Linked DNA regions of Homo sapiens: region 1 is linked to region 2. The links are chromatin contacts, found by POLR2A ChIA-PET in ENCODE. All regions are on one chromosome and are shown on one strand. The core of a region is the stretch at or near the end of the contact, and the rest is flanking DNA. Distances in the headings are between cores, read along the strand shown. Region 1 has its middle 19 kb from the start of RBM4B. Region 2 overlaps PC (pyruvate carboxylase).

Region 1 (3,976 bases), core at 486-2,985, 220 kb after region 2:
ATCCTGGCTAACATGGTGAAACCCTGCCTCTACTAAAAATACAAAAAAAATTAGCCAGGTATGGTGGCACATGCCTGTAGTCCCAGCTACTCGGGAGGCTGAGGCAGAAGAATGGCGTGAACCCGGGAGGCAGAGCTTGCAGTGAGCTGAGATCGCACCACTGCACTCCAGCCTGGGCGACAGAGCAAGACTCCATCTCAAATTAAAAAAAAAAAAAAAAAGTTTAGGTCGGGTGCAGTGGCCTACCTACACCTGTAATCCCAGCACTTTGGGAGCCGAGGTAGAAGGATCACCTGAGGTCTGGAGTTTGAGACCAGCCAGGACAACATGGCGAAACCCTGTCTCTACTAAAACTACAAAAAAATTAGGCAGAAGCCTGTAATTCCAGCTATTCAGTAGGCTGAAGTAGGAGAATCACTTGAACCCAGGAGGCAAAGGTTGTAGTGAGCCAAGATCGTGCCACTGCACTCCAGCCTGGTTGCAGAGCAAGACTCTGTCTCAAAAAAAAAAAAAAAAAAAGAGAGACTCCCATCTCAAAAAAAAAGAAATTGTGATAAGTACCACAAATTACACAAAATGGGTCCAATGGCAGGGAATAATGGGAGGACATATCTACTAAGCTACAGGTGGTTTGGGAGGGCATTCCAATACTTGATCCTGAAGCTAAGACCTGAAGTTAAGTTAGCTCTAAAGCAGTAAAGAGAAAGGTCCCTTCAGATTTAAAAAAAAAAAAAAAAAAAAGGCCCTGAGGCAGGAAAGAGCTCAGTGTATACAAGGATCTGAAAGGAGAGTCAGTATGGTCAGAAAAGGATAGATAAGCAGGGAAAAGGGCCTGAGATAATAAAGTGTGACAGAGGAAAGGCACGTTCAAACTAAGGGATTGGGCATTTTACTTTAGATAAAAGGGGAAGTTGCTGAAAGGTTCTAAGTAACGAAAGAAACATCTGATTTACATACATTTCACAAGAACATTCTGGCTATTAAATGGAGAATACTTTGAAGACCCAAGGGTAAGAAAAAGATGGACCTGGAGGTCACTGTAGTCATCTTGGTGGGAGAGGATAGCATGGTCTAGACTATGGCTGTGGCAAAGACATGGAGAAAAGAGGCAACATGTGATATAAACATGATCAAGAGCTGCTAATGGTTGGGGAGGGCGTAAGAATGACTACCAGCAATCTGGCTGAAAGAGAGAATGGGATAAGGAAGACTGAAGGAGAAATGATTTTAGAGTGGGGAGTCTCAGGAGCTCTATCTCAGATATACCAAGTTTGAGGTGTATTAAGACAACCAGCCAGGTGCAGTAGCTCATGCCTGTAATCCCAGCAAGTTGGGAGGCCAAGGCGGGCAGAACCCGAGGTCGGTAGTTCGAGACCAGCCTGGCCAATATGGTGAAATCCCGTCTCTAAATTTTGTATCTAAAGATACAAAAATTAGCCAGGTGTAGTGGCACGTGCCTGTAGTCCTAGCTACTCAGGAGACTGAGGCAGAAGAATCACTTGAATCCGGGGGGCGGAGCTTGCAGTGAGCCGAGATCGCGCCACTGCACTACAGCCTGGGCAACAGAGTGAGACTCCATCTCAAAAAAAAAAAAAAAAAAAAAAAAAGAACCAAGAAGAAATGTCAGCTAGGTGTCCAGATCCCTGAATCTTGAGCACAGAAGAGAGGTTTCAAACTGGAGATATCAAGAGTCTTTAGCACCTGGATCAGTGTTACATAACAGAAATACAATGTGAGCCACAAATGCAAACCACATAGGGAACTGAAACAGGTGAAATTAAATTGTATTAATTTTATTTTCCCCAGATAGTCTGGTGGTTAGGAAAAAAAAAAATTTTAATGTATTTTTACCCAATATGTGCAAAAAAATGACCATTTCAACATATAATGAGCATTAAAAACTGAATATATATATATATATATTTTTTTTTTTTGAGAGACACTCTTGCTCTGTTGCCCAGGCTAGAGTGCCGTGGCCCAATCTTGGCTCAATAGAACCTCCGCCTCCCAGGTACAAGCAATTCTCCTGTCTCAGCCTCCCAAGAAGCTGGGACTACAGGCACGTGCCACCACGCCTGGCTAAGTTTTGTATTTTTAGTAGAGATGGGGTTTCACCACCTTGGCCAGGCTGGTCTCAAACTCCTGACATCAAGTGATCTGCCCACCTTGGCCTCCCAAAGTGCTGGGATTACAGGCGTGAGCCACTGCGCCTGGCTTATATTAATTTTTTAAATCCCATAGGTATTTGGTACTCGCAGCACTGTATATGTCTCTGGCTACCACACTGAACAGCACAACTCCATATGGTATACAAAGCCAAAGCAATGAATGAAGTCTTGAAGAGGATTTCAAACTTGGCACTAGTGATAACTGGGAAAGGTGCCCCTCCTGTGCATTGGAGGATGTTTAGCCACATCCCTGGCGGGAGAAACCCCCTAAATTGTGACAATTAACAATGATTTCAGGGAATCTCTGAGCCTATTCTAGTTGCCCATTTAAAACAAAACGAAAAAAAAAAAAAAAAAAAAAAAAAGGTCAGACTAGGCCAGGCACAGTGGCTCACGCCTGTAATCCCAGCATTTTGGGAGGCCGAGGCAGGCGGATTACCTGAGGTCGGGAGTTCAAAACCAACCTGACCACCACGGAGAAACCCCATCTCTACTAAAAATACAAAATTAGACGGGCGTGGTGGTGCATGCCTGTAATCCCAGCTACTAGGGAGGCTGAGGCAGCAGAATCGCTTGAATCCAGGAGGCAGAGGTTGCACTGAGCCGAGATCGTGCCGTTGCACTCCAGCAGCCTGGGCAACAAGAGCAAAACTCCATCTCAAAAAAAAAAAATTTTAAAAAAGGGTCAGACTAGGTGGCTCACGCCTGTAATCCCAGCACTTTGGGAGGCTGAGGCAGGCAAATGGCTAGAGCTCAGGAGTTCAAGACCAGCCTGGGCAACATGGCAAAACCACAACTACAAAATACAGAAATTAGTTGGGCATGCTGGCATGCGCCAGTGGTCCCAGCTACTCGGGAGGCTGAGGTGAGAGAATTGCTTGAGCCCGGGAGGAGGTGGAGGTTGAACACGGCACTCCAGCCTGGGTGACATAGGAAGACCCTGTCTCAAAAAAAAGGTGGGGGAGGGGGCAGGCGAGGTGGCTCATGCCTATAATTTTTTTTTTTTTTTTTTTTTTTTTTGAGATGGAATCTTGCTCTGTCGCCCAGGCTAGAGTGCAGTGGCGCTATCTCATCTCACTGCACCCTCCACCTCCCGGGTTCAAGTGATTCTTCTGCCTCAGCCTCCCAAGTAGCTGGGACTACAGGTGCGCACCACGACAACTGGCTAATATTTTACATTTTTAGTAGAGACGGGGTTTCATCATGTCGGCCAGGCTGCTCTCGAGCTCCTGACCTCAAGTGATCCACCCCCTCGGCCTCCCAAAGTGCCGGGATTACAGGTGTGAGCCACCGCGCCCGGCCTAATCTTAGTAGTCTGGAAGGCTGAGACAAGAGTATAGCTTGAGCCAGGAGTTCCTAACCAGCCTGGGCAACATAGGGAGACCCCATCTCTACCAAAAGATAAAAATAAAAAATAAATTAGCCAGGTGCAATGGTGCATACCTCTGTAGTTCCAGCTACTTGGAAGGTTGAGATGGGAAGACCGCTTCAGCTCAGAAGGTTGAGGCTGCATTGAGCCATACTCATACCACTGTACTCCAGCCTAGGCAACAGAGCAAGACCGCACCTAAAAAAAAAAAAAAAAAAAAAAAAAGACTAAAAAATTGATCAGGGGCTGAGGATTAACTACAAAGGGGCACAAGGGCTTTTTGGCTGACAAAAATGTTCTGTATTTTGATTGCAACAATGGGAACAAGATTGTAACCATCAGTTACCAAAATTACCAGTACATTGTCAAACTGGGCATGGTGGCTCACGACTGTGCCTATAATCCCAGCACTTTGGGCGGCCAAGGTGGTGGATCACCT
Region 2 (4,052 bases), core at 1,221-3,720:
TTAGGATCTGTATAGGATCTGGTTATTTGTAGGCAACCTGGGTGTATTAGATTCCTACAGCTGCCATCACAGGGTGCCAAAAGCTGGGTGAAAACAACGGTGACTTCTTGCCTCACATCTGGAGGCCAGAAACCCCAATTCAAGGTGTGAGCAGGGCCGTGCTCTCTCGGATGGCTCTGGGAGGGTCCTGCCTGGCCACTGCCAGCTTCTGGTGTTTGCCAGCAGTCCTTGGCCTTGCCTGACTTGTAGCTGCCTCACTCCAGTCATGTGGCCGTCATCTCCTGTGTCTTCACATCTTCATTCTGTGTGTGTCTGTGTCCAGATTTCCCCCTTTTTATAAGGACACTAAGCATATTGGATTAGGGCCACCCTAATGACTTTATTTTTACTTGATTACCCTATTTCCAAATAAGGTCACTTTTTTTTTTTTTTTTTTTTAGACAGAGTCTCACTGTTGCCCAGGCTGGAGTGCAATGGCGCCATCTCGGCTCACTGCAACCTCTGCCTCCCGGGTTCAAGCAAATTCTCCTGTCTCAGCTTCCCGAGTAGCTGGGATTATAGGCAGCCACCACCACACCTGGCTAATTTTTTGTATTTTTTGGTAGAGATGGGTTTCGCCTTGTTGGCCAGGCTAGTCTTGAACTCCTGACCTCAGGTGATCAGCCCACTTCAGCCTCCGAAAGTGCTGGGATTACAGGCGTGAGCCATCGCGCCTGGCCCAAATAAGGTCACATTCTGACCTAGGTGCTAGGGGTTAGGACTTCAGTGTATCTTTTTTGGTGGGGGACACAATTCAACCTCTAACACCGGGTGACACCCGCTTGTCCTGAGCTTGACAGGTCCCGAAGTCCCCAAGGCCTCTGGGAGGCCCTCTCTAATCCAGCCAGCATTCATGTCCTGTCATCTTGGAACGAGGGGAATTGAGTGGGGAGCAGGTCCTGTGAAGCTCTCCAGCAGGGGTGGGGTGGCCTGAAGAGGGTCGGGAAATGTCCTGGGCCACCTGCAAGTGTCTGCTGGGTCCTGGCATCTTCCTCCCTGCAAAGATTGTCCAGTTCTGTTTAGAATTGAGTCTTTGGTGCCCCTAGCCTCTGTCGCCCCTCGCAGCCCTGAAACTCAGCTTCCCTGGTTCCCATTGCCAGGCTGCGTCTGAGTCCTTTTGGGCTTTAGTGACAAAATACCACAGGCTGGGTGGCTTTTAAACAACAGACATTTATTTCTCACAGTTATGGAGGCTGGAAGTCCAAGATCAAGGTTTCAACATATGGGTGTGGGGGGCACAGGCACGCTCTGCATTAGTCTGGGAGGTGCTTTTTGCTGACCTTGTCCTTCAGACCCTCTCTCTGTCCTGTCAACATCACTTTGGGCTCTAATCAATATGTATGGGACATTTGTGTGTCCCACTAGTGTGTGTGTGCTGTTCCCAGGAGGGGCCAAGCCTTACTAATCTTTATCTGAATGCTCCATAATATTTCTAGGTAAATCTTTTTTTTTAACTAATTGATTAATTATTTTTTGAGACAGAGTCTTGCTCTGTTGCCCAGGCTGGAGTGCACTGGGACCATCATGGCTCACTGCAGCTTCAACCTTCTAGGTTCAAGCAATCCTTCTGCCTCAGGCTTCCAAGCAGCTGAGACTATCTATGGGCACCACCATGCCCAGCTAATTTTTTTTTTTTTTTTTTGAGATGGAGTTTTGCTCTTGTTGCCCAGGCTGGAGTGCAATAGCACGATCTCAGCCCACCGCAACCTCTGCCTCCCACGTTCAAGCGATTTTCCTGCCTCAGCCTCCCAAGTAGCTGGGATTACAGGCGTGTGCCACCATGCCCGGCTAATTTTGTATTTTTAGTAGAGATGGGGTTTCTGCATGTTGGTCAGGCTGGTCTTGAACTCCCAACCTTAGGTGATCCACCCGCTTCAGCCTCCCAAAGTGCTGGGATTACAAGTGTGAGCCACGTGCCAGGCCACACCCAGCTAATTTTAAAAAGTTTTTTTTTTAATTTTTTGGCAGAGACAGGATCTCAATATGTTGCCCAAGCTGATCTCAAACTCCTAGACTCAAGTGATACCCCTGCCTCGGCCTCTTAAAGTGCTGAGATTACAAGCATGAGCCACCACGCCTCACGGTGAATCTTAACAGCCTCATGCCACTCTGCAACCTCATTGTGACCTGAAGTATTTCTTCACTGATTCATTCCCTCAGACATTTATTTAGTTCTGGTCTTACGCACTGTACAGAGTGCCAGGGAGATGTGGGGACAAAAGAGACCAGGGATCCTGTGCCCAGGGCCCTAACAGTGTCTATTAAAGGAGACAAGACGGGTCAACAAATCTTTATAACATTAAATGCTCTTTGCTGAGGACACAGACGCCACGGAGACCTCATGGAGAGCCCCCTGAGCAGGACGATGGGTGGGGCACAGACAAGGACAGAGCTGAGGGAGGTGGCTGCCCGGGGAATATAGGGAAGGCATTCCTGAGCCTACTCCTATAGGATGTGGAGGAATGGGGACAAGTGACCTTCCCATGTGAGCCCTGCCCACACCCCGTGCTGCAGGGTCGGCAGGAAGCTGGCTCCTCGTGCGCCAGGGGGCAGTGTTGGCCCTGAAATTCTCACTGCTTTCCAGTGAGGCTGGGATGGAGCAGCCACCTCACTGCAGGCCCTCGGGACCCCTCACTCTGCTTTCTCTGAGACCCCCTTTGTCCCCCAGTCCACAAGTCCCGAGACCATGGCGCCAGTCGCCTCGGTGCCACCCTTTCCCCCTCGGCTGCTCCTTTGAATAGAGGGTTGCCAGGGCGATGAGGAGCCCTGCTGGCACTGTTCACTGCTGTTCGTCGCCGCAGTGCCACTTGGAGCAGCCGGCGCTCCTGGGGGCCCAGAGCCCGGACAGCTGAGCCTCGGCGAGCACCCGTGCTGTGTCTGTTTCCGTCTTTGGTATTGTCTCTCTCCTGTCTTCTGTGTCTGTCACCTGCATTGTTTCCAGCGTCCTCCCTTCTGCCCCCCCTGCCCAGAAATCTCAGCCTCAGTCTGTCCTCTCTTGGGTGCTTTGATATCAGCCGTGGCAGCCCTGAGAGCCAGGTGGAGTCGTTCTTTCATCTGTCCCTCTTGGCTGCCAGCCCTGGGGCCCGTCGGACATGTTTAGAGCAGAGCCGCCTGGGGAGAGCGGCCCCATCCGTCAGAGCTGCCACCGCCGCAGCCCCGAGTGCTCTGCCAAGAGCTCTTTCTTTCTGGTTCTGACCTGCTTTCACTGGCAGCTGTGGAGCCCAGCTGGGGCTAGGGGCACAGCCTGGTGCGGGTGCTGGTGCTGGGGGCAGCTGGGCCCATAGGAAGTAGGTGTGTGGAGCTTTGTTGGTTCGGAGGTTCCTGGGGCCTGTTTCTGAACCACACTTCTTTCTTCTCTGCCCTCTGCTGCTCTCCAGCACACCTCTGAGGATTTGCTGAGGGACCCAGGTGCTCTGCTGGGCTTTCAGAACCAACTTGCTGGCCACCCGCCCCTGAAGCAGGGCCTGGTCTTTCCCTTCCTCTGCGGCCTCTTGCCCACTGCTGCCCTCTGAGGCTGCAGGAGACGCTCTGTGAGGACAGGAATATGTAGGACGAAGCGATGTGGGGCCTCAGCTGCAGCAGCTCTTAGGTGGCGCCCTGCCCTGGTCCCCAGAAAGGCTGCTGAGCACTGGGGCCACGTTGTTGTCTGGAACAAAACTTGGGGGATGATGGCCTGACAGCAGGATTCTGTGCTCCTTCTGGTTGCAAGAGGCATCCTGGGAGATGTAGTTCAGGTCTGAAGTAGTGGGATTTCAGGGACATTTTGATGATTTATTAGACAAATTGAAACTGCCTTGGCTTATCTGGGACATGTGACTGCTGACATTGTTCGTCAGCTCTCGTTGGGAAGCTCTGAGTGCCACTGGTGGCCCTGCTGGAGGCCAGGCCAGTGACAGTTTTATCAGAAGTGGGGTTTTTGGTTTTGGTATTTTGGTTTCCAAGTGCCTGTCACACTGTGCTCCTGATGAAAGCCGTGACTTACTCCTTTAGTTGAGTGAAGAGTCCATAGGCCA

What was found. ChIA-PET counts read pairs that join two places held with the same protein, here RNA polymerase II (POLR2A).
Region 1: POLR2A ChIA-PET joins it to region 2 with 10 read pairs in GM12878. The contact joins two enhancer-like sites. POLR2A ChIA-PET finds 5 or more read pairs at or near these places in 3 of 52 experiments (B cell, GM12878 and H1).

The regions. Positions count from the first base shown.
Region 1 is chr11:66,656,895-66,660,870 of GRCh38, reverse strand. It overlaps a transcript of RBM4 not described here. Among named protein-coding and RNA genes, the nearest start is that of RBM4B, 19 kb to the left of the region's middle. Within about 2 kb of position 1,735, at least 2 of the 41 ENCODE cell types and tissues checked have a DNase peak (open chromatin) inside an H3K27ac peak, as active enhancers do.
Region 2 is chr11:66,881,874-66,885,925 of GRCh38, reverse strand. All of the region lies in intron 3 of PC (pyruvate carboxylase), which reads left to right. Among named protein-coding and RNA genes, the nearest start is that of LRFN4, 27 kb to the right of the region's middle. RefSeq lists enhancers at 2,475-3,212, 3,213-3,950. Within about 2 kb of position 2,470, at least 12 of the 41 ENCODE cell types and tissues checked have a DNase peak (open chromatin) inside an H3K27ac peak, as active enhancers do.